Regions from separate parts of the Mus musculus genome. Here regions 1 and 2 are each linked to region 3. The links are chromatin contacts, found by Hi-C or POLR2A ChIA-PET in ENCODE. All regions are on one chromosome and are shown on one strand. The core of a region is the stretch at or near the end of the contact, and the rest is flanking DNA. Distances in the headings are between cores, read along the strand shown. Region 1 holds the start of Slc2a4 (solute carrier family 2 (facilitated glucose transporter), member 4). Region 2 holds the start of Dlg4 (discs large MAGUK scaffold protein 4). Region 3 holds the start of Ctdnep1 (CTD nuclear envelope phosphatase 1).

What was found. Hi-C counts contacts between places; a loop is a spot of excess contacts on that map. ChIA-PET counts read pairs that join two places held with the same protein, here RNA polymerase II (POLR2A).
Region 1: a map of gastrocnemius shows a loop between it and region 3 (3-fold over the local background). The contact joins the promoter of Slc2a4 here to the promoter of Ctdnep1 in region 3. A Hi-C loop is called at or near these places in 1 of 37 maps with a recorded cell type or tissue (gastrocnemius). POLR2A ChIA-PET finds 5 or more read pairs at or near these places in 4 of 5 experiments (Patski and embryonic stem cell).
Region 2: a loop to region 3 is called in a map of heart, with 4 times the contacts of the local background. The contact joins the promoter of Dlg4 here to the promoter of Ctdnep1 in region 3. A Hi-C loop is called at or near these places in 1 of 37 maps with a recorded cell type or tissue (heart). POLR2A ChIA-PET finds 5 or more read pairs at or near these places in 4 of 5 experiments (Patski and embryonic stem cell).

The regions. Positions count from the first base shown.
Region 1 is chr11:69,946,780-69,949,479 of GRCm38, forward strand. Slc2a4 (solute carrier family 2 (facilitated glucose transporter), member 4) reads right to left here and starts at 1,411. Exons shown (of 11, transcript NM_009204.2): 1 at 1,170-1,411. The coding sequence starts at 1,202.
Region 2 is chr11:70,015,911-70,018,610 of GRCm38, forward strand. Dlg4 (discs large MAGUK scaffold protein 4) reads left to right here and starts at 1,293. Exons shown (of 22, transcript NM_001370675.1): 1 at 1,293-1,323; 2 at 1,512-1,610; 3 at 1,876-1,916. The coding sequence starts at 1,305.
Region 3 is chr11:69,979,768-69,982,467 of GRCm38, forward strand. Ctdnep1 (CTD nuclear envelope phosphatase 1) reads left to right here and starts at 1,401. Exons shown (of 8, transcript NM_026017.2): 1 at 1,401-1,818. The coding sequence starts at 1,717. It overlaps Elp5 (elongator acetyltransferase complex subunit 5), which reads right to left and starts at 1,468. Exons shown (of 9, transcript NM_018740.2): 1 at 1,440-1,468; 2 at 447-795; 3 at 232-292; 4 at 63-143. The coding sequence starts at 492.

The sequences.
Region 1 (2,700 bases), core at 161-2,660, 33 kb before region 3:
TCCATCCAACATACTGGATGAGAGAAAGTGGGCCATATTAGGAATTGTACAAAGATCTCACTGTAAACAGAACGCCACAGGAACCTGGGCATGTAGGAAAAAACCGATCTCTGTGTCCACACCACAGGCAAAAGTTTGAGGATCTGGACCTCAAAATTCCCCTGTGACCTTGAGACAGACTCAAGACTTGTGTGACCTTGGGTAAGTCACTTCCCCACTCTAAACTGAACCTGGATTTCCTCTTCTGTCAGGTGATATTGCCTCCCTCGGCTACCTGTCAGTCTGTGAAAACACTTGAAAAATCAAAATCAACTATAACAGTATCCCAGACAGTGCCTGTTTTATAAACTAATATAAATAATGTTTTAACATCACCTCTAGCCCTTGTCTCTTCCTTCTGGAAGTTCTCTCAGCTTGCTCCAGTAGGCCGTAAACAGGCCCAAGAATGGCTAGTCCAGAAAGGGCGTCTGGGTCATTGCTTTGGGGTAGCCTTTTAGGTCTAGGCCTAGCCAACCCTCAGCTCCTAAACTGGGACCAAGTACTCGGGGATGTGAGGGGGGATTTTAGCAGGGAGAGAGAGCCATGCCCAGGGGAAGAGGAGGGATGGTAGTGAGTGGTGTGAGGGGCGGTGGCAGTGGTGGCTACTGCTGGCGGCACAGTCTGTCTCCAAGAGGAAACCTGAGCTGGGGGGGGGGGCTGACACTCCCCTCTGCCCCTCCACCCACCGCAAGGCCGAGAGAAAGTTCAGCCTCCTGGAAGACAGCCAGCAGTGGGGGTGGGGCCCCCGAAGTGCTCGGGTCCTAGAAACACCGTAAATCTGAACAGCTCCGGGAAGGGAAGGCGAGACTCTGGATCTACCATTCCAAATAGAGTCGTGGGCAGAGTGTCACCCCATGCAGTGCACAGTAGGCTAGGAGACAAGTTCTGGATTCCCGAGAATCCAGTCTCTCAGCCTGGGCGCGTAAAGAGTCTCTCGGACCCACTCTGTCTCTTGGCGGGATTGGAATTTGACAGTCACGGGTTGTCTAGGCTGAATATAAATAGCCAGCCCCCCATCTCCAACCCCTGCGCCTGCGCAAGAACCGCCTCCTAGCTGACCCCAACCCCAAACTCAGCCCAAGAAAAACTGGACCAGATTTCCCAATTCGCCCCGGTATGCTGAACCTTACGTCAGAGCCGATCTGCTGGAAACCCGACGGCATCTTGTTTTAAAAGAAGAAAAGACTCAGGCGCTGCAATAAGAAAAAAATGAATAGGGTATAGGGTCCGGGCCTGGCCGGCACGAGACCCCGGCGTTCGGAAGCCGTGTGCAAAGGGCGGGTCTGGTGGGACTCACTGCCACAACCCACGGAACCGGAGAGCACCAAGGCTCTCCGGGATCTAGTGAGACCCGCTTGAGGGGGAAAGATGCGGAGAGCTGAAGCCACCTCCCCACTCCCGCCCCGCCATAGGACACGCCCTTCACAACACCCATTGGCCAGGAGCCCGCACACCCCAAAAGGCCACGCCCCCACCCCTAGCCCTAGTGCTGGCTGGGGAGACACGCCCCTAAGGTTCCCGCCTGCTTCTGAGTTTTCAAAGTAGGGTCCTTGGAACAAAAGGCTCTTCCCGCCATCCAAAATCTTGGACTGCGAAATTTCTGAAAGAATTGAGTGCAGCTGGTCCCCCTGAAAGGTCGAAGAGGAGGGTATGGGCTACATGTACTTGCCAGGGTACGGGGTAACTCCAGCAGGATGACATAGAGCCCGCGTGTGTGTGTGTGTGTGTGTGTGTGTATGTGTGTATGCCCCGAAGTAACCCGGAGTGGCTATTTTTAGTTCCCACGTTAGGCTCCGCCAAATGTCAGGTCCCGGGTGTCCCAGCCTGTCCCAGGCGGGGGAGGGCAAAGGAGATGGAGCCTTAAAGGGTCCGCGACACGCTTCCCACGAGGAGATGATCCAAGGGACCAATAACTTCCGTTCCTAGTGTATCTGGAGACCATGCCTGATCGTCCTTTCTTTCCACGCATCTCTGGGCGGCGCGCTGCCTACTGGCCCATCCCCTCCACATAGTCTCTACACTGGTTCTTGGAGGGGACCCAAGGGACAGGTGCTCACGCCAGTCACACCACCCTCCCTGAAGTCCCTGAGCCTCCAGGCATGTGCTGGCCGCGTGGGCGACAAGCTTTCCAGAGTCAGCTACTGTTTTGGGTCTACAGCTGAGAGGGCACGACCTAAGCACGTCCAGGGAGAGAGCTGGCGAAGAATGTGGAGAGAGAGCTCAATTCAGAAAAAGGCCCAAGAGAAGTGCAAGGCTTCTGGCGCCACCTAGAGGGAGAGCGAGGAACCTTAGTGGATTGCACCAGGGTAGCTAACTTCTGGGGTGGCTCTCTTCTATTAACCCTTCCCCTGAGAGCTCAATAACCTACAACCCAGCCCTCTATGGAACGCCAGACCTGAGTCTAGCTGCCGCCAGAATGGTACCGTTTATATGACGAACACGTACAAGTATGGACCTCCTTCAAGTTCCTTTTCCCAAGGAGCTAACCAGTCACTTTCATGGTGTCTTCTCAATGTTGGTGTTTTGACTTCTCTTGCACATTGGTTTTCTTCATCCGTACCACTACCACTTTATTCTGGACTATCCTGTCATGACTGCTTTTCTTGCTTCTCCTCTTCCCTGAAGAGGAGGGTGGAGGGGCAAGAAAGATGGCTCAGCAGA
Region 2 (2,700 bases), core at 43-2,542, 36 kb after region 3:
TTTGAGGCCACATAGACCCTGCTAGAGTGAAGACTCCAAATACATAAGTCTTAGGAAATGAATACTTTTTTTTAAAAAAGAACTTTATGTGTGTCTCTGTGTGTCTGTATATTAGCGTGTGCACATGGGTGCAGTGCCTATAGATACAGAGACCAGAAGCTGTGGAGCTGGAGGGAAGTTGTGAGTCTCCCGACGTGGTTGCTGAGAACAGAACTAAGGTCCTCTGGAAGAGCAAAATGCATCGTGTGTGTGTTGTATGGTTTTTGTTGTTGTTGGTGGTGGTTTGTTTTTCTGAGACAGGGTTTCTCTGTGTAGCCCTGACTGTCCTGGAACTTACTCTGTAAACAAGACTGGTCTTGAACTCAGAAATCTGCCTGCCTCTCCTTCCCAAGTACTGGGATTAAAGGTGTGCGCCACCACTGCCAGGCTAGTTTTTTTGTTTGTTTGTTTTTTAATTTATGTATGTGAGTACACTGTAGCTGTCCTCAGACACATCAGAAGAGGGCATCGGATCCCATTATAGATGGCTGTGAGCCACAATGTGGTTGCTGGGTATTGAACTCAGGGCCTCTGGAAGAGCAGTCAGTGCTTTTAACCCCTGAGACATCTCTCCAGCCCTCCCTTTTTTTTTTTTTTTTTTAGGCTTTAAAGGTTTATTTTAAAATTTTTATATATATGAGTGTTTTGTGTGTATATATATATATATATATATATATATATATATATCCCACCAAGGTCAGAAGAAGGCATTAGATCACCTGCAACTGGAATTACATACAGTTAGCTGTACACTGCCATGTATGTGGACACTGGAGACTGAACACAAGTCCTCTGCCTAAGAGCAACGCATGCTCTGATTGCTGAGCTGTCTTGAACCTCATCTAAAAGTCTGCTTATGCGAGTGTGCACTCACATAAGCCCTTATCAGAAGACAACTTCCAATAGTTCTCTCCACATTTATGTGGGTCCCTGATGACAGGCTTGGCAGTGAGTTCCTTTACTCAGTGAGCCATGTCACTGCCCCCGACCCCTTCTCAGTATGGTCAGGCCTGGGGAGAAAAAGAGCTTAACTCTGGGTTGCTGGGACTGCCTTAGATAAAATCCTCTTTCCCACTCACAGAAAAGCAGCTAAATTATGCCTGGCATTTGGGAAGGTACACTATGCGGAGCAAAGTGTTACCTGGTGACCTGGGGAAGAATGGAATCTAGACCGATTGTCCACTTTACTAGCTACAACTGCGTAGGCTGAAGGCAGCTCAACTTCAATCTTGGCGGATTAGGGAGATTAAATCGAGAGAAGAGAGATGTCCCAGAGACCAAGAGGTGAAAAAAAAAAACCAACCCGGGTCTTTGAGGGGGTGATCTGGATCTGGGATGGGGGCCCAGGGGCTCCTTCTCTTCCTGAATCTATCCATGGTGTCTGGAAAAAGAAGACAAAGGCTGGGAAACCTTAGATGACTAAGTGGGTAAGTGGCTTGGTCTCGATCCTTTGTCACTTGCTTTTTTACCAGCTCCCAGGTCAGCCCTCTGGCTACTGGCCCCCCCACTACTGCGGTGGGCACCTCCCCTCCTCACAGTGCTGCACAGTGATCTCTTCCAGGCCTTGCTGGGTGAGTAAGGCTGGTGTTCTGAGGGGCCACAGTGGACAGGGCTGGCCTGTGGTATGGGGTCAAGCATTACAGGTTCTAGGCTGGTTGGAAATACTCAGAGCATCTAGTCCAGGCTCTCGCTTGTATAGAGCCATCACACTGTACCTCCTAGCAGCATCCATCCTAGCCGGAGGAGCCTCTCTTGACACACAGAAGCCAGGGGTAGCAGGGGTGGCCAGAGGGCCCCGGGATTTGGGAGGGTGACTTAATTCTGTTCCTGTGACAGACATCCTGGACTATTATGAGGCTTGTATCTCAGAGAGTCAGGTAAGGTGATGACGGTGGGTGCCTGGCTTCCTGACTGCCTGAGCTGGCAGGACTGGAGGGACAAGAGTACATTCTTCTAATTCTAAACTGAGACTTAGGGGCCCAGGCAACATGATCCCTAGTACTGACTGAGGAGTTGGGGCACCAGCAGTGCTGTCTGTGGGCAGCCAGCCCTATGCCCTTTCTCCTTTCTTCTCCCCTTTCTTGCATTGCCCCAATTTCAATACCAGGAAGTCCAGGTCATACTTAATTACTTTTCAGACTTCTTCCTGTGACTCCTAGGGGAGAACTAGGTCCCCAAGATTCTCTACTGCCAGCCCCTCCCTCAACCCCTTACCCCACGCTATGGCCTCCCTCCTGCACTCAACCAAGGAGGGATGCTCCCCTCCCAGCTGTGGGCTTTTTTCCTCTAAGGAGGAATTCCATCCTCCTCATCTTTGCTGTCATCACCGAGGTTAGCCAGGTCTCCATGTTTGCCGTAGGGCCTCTCTGCTTGTGCTTCTAGCTCCTTTCCCATTATCCGGGTTCCTGCCAGCAGTGAAGGAGTTAACACTGCCAAGGCACCCCCCCCATTCTGGCTCCTAGCTCCCTCCCTCCCTCCCCCTGCTTCCTCTCTCCTCCTCTCTCCCCTTCCCTCCTCGGCTCCGCGGCTACATCGGCCGCTGCCATCTCCAACCCCCCCCACCCCACTCCCCCGCCACGGCCCCTAGCCCCTGGCCGTTTGGCAAGACCCCCGCATACCCCGGGGCTTCCCGAAATCCAGTTCCCCTCCCCCATCCCAGCT
Region 3 (2,700 bases), core at 151-2,650:
CTGTTGAAGAGACGTCCTTAGCAGCTGTAGTCCGAATGAAACCTGTTTTAATGTATACTCACCGGCTGTTGACATCAGAGTCGAAACCTTCGCGAAACTCTTCTTCGCTCACTTCACAGCCCAGAACGTGGACCTGCTCCCCACTAAGGCAGAGATGAAGGAAATATATTGAAGAGTGGGGGTACCGGCTCCCTTTCCGGGAAGGAGAGGAGAAACTGTGGGCTAACTCACCGAAGTGCAGATTTCTTGATAAGAGCCTTCAGGAGACTACGCCCTTCCCACTCCACGGAATCTGGGGAGAGCCAAGGATGGGTGAGACCTACTGAGCCCTCAGGGCTCCGACCACGACTTCCACCCCTAGCTGGGTATCCATCCCCAGCGGGTCCTCCAGGCTCCCGCTCCTTCAGCCAAGCCCAAGGCTACCACCGCATGCCTTGATCCCTCACCTCGCAAAAGCACCAAACCACCGATGGCCAACAACGAGTCCAGCATCTCTGACGCCTCAGGACGCCTTCTGATGTCGTCACCACCGAGGAGGCGGGGCACTTACGATTGCTTCCAACCTTAAAGGACCGCAAAGTCCGGAAAGAGGAGCCTGGTTTTTTTATGCTCCGTATTCTCAGGGGGCTTACACGGAGGGGCCGCTCCAGAGTCTCTGTACACAGTCCTAGAGACAACATCCTTAATCTACTCTTGCACCATGACTGGAGCCAGAAGGGCCGTTGGAACAGTTATCAGTGGGATGGGGACAAGGACAGAGGTCTCACGAGCTCCAATCCCGAAGAAGGTTCGAACCTGGGAATAAATGATGTCACTCGGCCCCGCCCACACGGCGCCTGGCTTCTCTCCAGGTCCCGCCCCGCAGTAACCTAGTGCGCGTGCGTAACGCTGCACCCCGGGGTCAGAGCAGAGAGCTTTCCTTAACTTTCCCCTCCCTCCTCAGAATGAATTGAGGGAAACAGCAATCCCGGGGAAGTGAATACACGTCACTACCGGAAGTAATGTCAGAGGGGAAGAGGAGGAGGGAAGAGAGGAGGGAGCCCTTTGGGCGGTAAAATGGCGCCTGTCAGAGTGGGAAGCCTAGCTGCAGAGGCTGCAGCCCCGCTCCTCAGCGGCTAAGCGATCCTGACCTCGGGGAGGGGGAGGCCACTCCGGCCCAGCGATCCGTGCCCTTCGGCTCCCCCTCCCCCTCCTCCCCAGCTCCTGCGCCCAGGGGGCCCCCGAGAATCGCCGCGGCCCACCGCGCGCCGCCGCCGCCCCCGCCCGCCCCCTTCCCGGGGCAGACCCCTAGCGCGCCTGCGCAGAAGGCCACCCTTCGCTTCCCCCTTCCCCTCCCATCTCCCTCCCTCCCTTTTCCCTAGCCCCCTCCCCCACTGCCCCCTCCCCCAATTCTCCATCCCCTTCCCTCCTGGTCTCAGAGGACCCTGTCCTAGCCCGACCTGTTTCGGCCTGCAGCCCACGCGAAGTCGTCGGTGCCACTTCCCGCTCATGTGGGCCCCCGCGGGCTGCCCACGCCAGTCCCCCAGTTCCCGGTTCCGCTGGGCTTTCCCTTCGCTGGGGGTGGCTTTCTAAGCCACCCACTCCGTGCTCATCTCTGCAGCCTCTCCTGCCGCTCGGGGCCCCCGTTCCCCCTCCCTGCGGCGGGGGGCTGCCCCCGGGGGGCTGGCGGAGCTGGGCCGCGGGGGCCCCGGGGCCGGCGGTGCCGGGGTCATCGGGATGATGCGGACGCAGTGTCTGCTGGGGCTGCGCACGTTCGTGGCCTTCGCCGCCAAGCTCTGGAGCTTCTTTATTTACCTTTTGCGGAGGCAGATCCGCACGGTGAGTTTGCTTGGGTGCTGCCAGTGGTGGGGTCCTCTGTCCGCGGTGCTCGCGGAATTTTGGATAGTGCTGGGCCTCTGCTTTGGGCCTAGGAAGGGAGCCTTGGCCAGAGCTTTACCCGCTGGAGAAGTAGGACACCTTTAAGCAAGGTTCAGCCCTTAATAAAAGAACCATGATTTTTACTGGGTTTGCTTTCTTTCTTAATCTGCCTAAATGGGATAGGATTTGGCAGTTCTCGGGGGCTAGAATGGTGCTCTCCTTACGAAAGCTAGAGTTGTTGCTAAAGAAAGAAGAGGCCGGGAACACCTGTTTGCTGGTAGCCAGAACTATTGATATGGGCTTTGGAAAGACCCTCCTGTTGAAAGTCAGACTCCTTTGTCAGTGGTGTGGGTGGGTAGAAGGGCATATGGAGCAGGAATTGGAACTTGAGGAAAAGCCTTGGGTGTGAAGGAGCTCCTCCAAAAAGGCTCTGGAATTCTCTAGCTTGTGTGTATGGGCTTATTATTAAGACCCTGGGACAGAAAACGATGCTTTTCCAATAGGCATCTTTAGTTGTCAGATGCACATTAAAGTTGGGTGTCTCATTAGACAAGCTGGCTGTTAGCTGGAGAGCTTGCATCTGAAGGTGGGCATGTTTCTCCAGGCGACTCTAGCGATTATGAAGGGATACTTGGAGTGTAGAGACTGTTTGGATGAACCCAGGTATCTCTGGGTTCTCTCCCTCAAGCTTTTCTCCAAGGTAAACATTGTTTCAGCTACCATTCCTCCCCGCCGCCCCTGCCCCCAGCCCTGGCTGTCCTGGAACTCACTTTGTAGACCAGGCTGGCCTCGAACTCAGAAATCCACCTGCCTCTGCCTCCCCAGTGCTGGTATCAAAGGCGT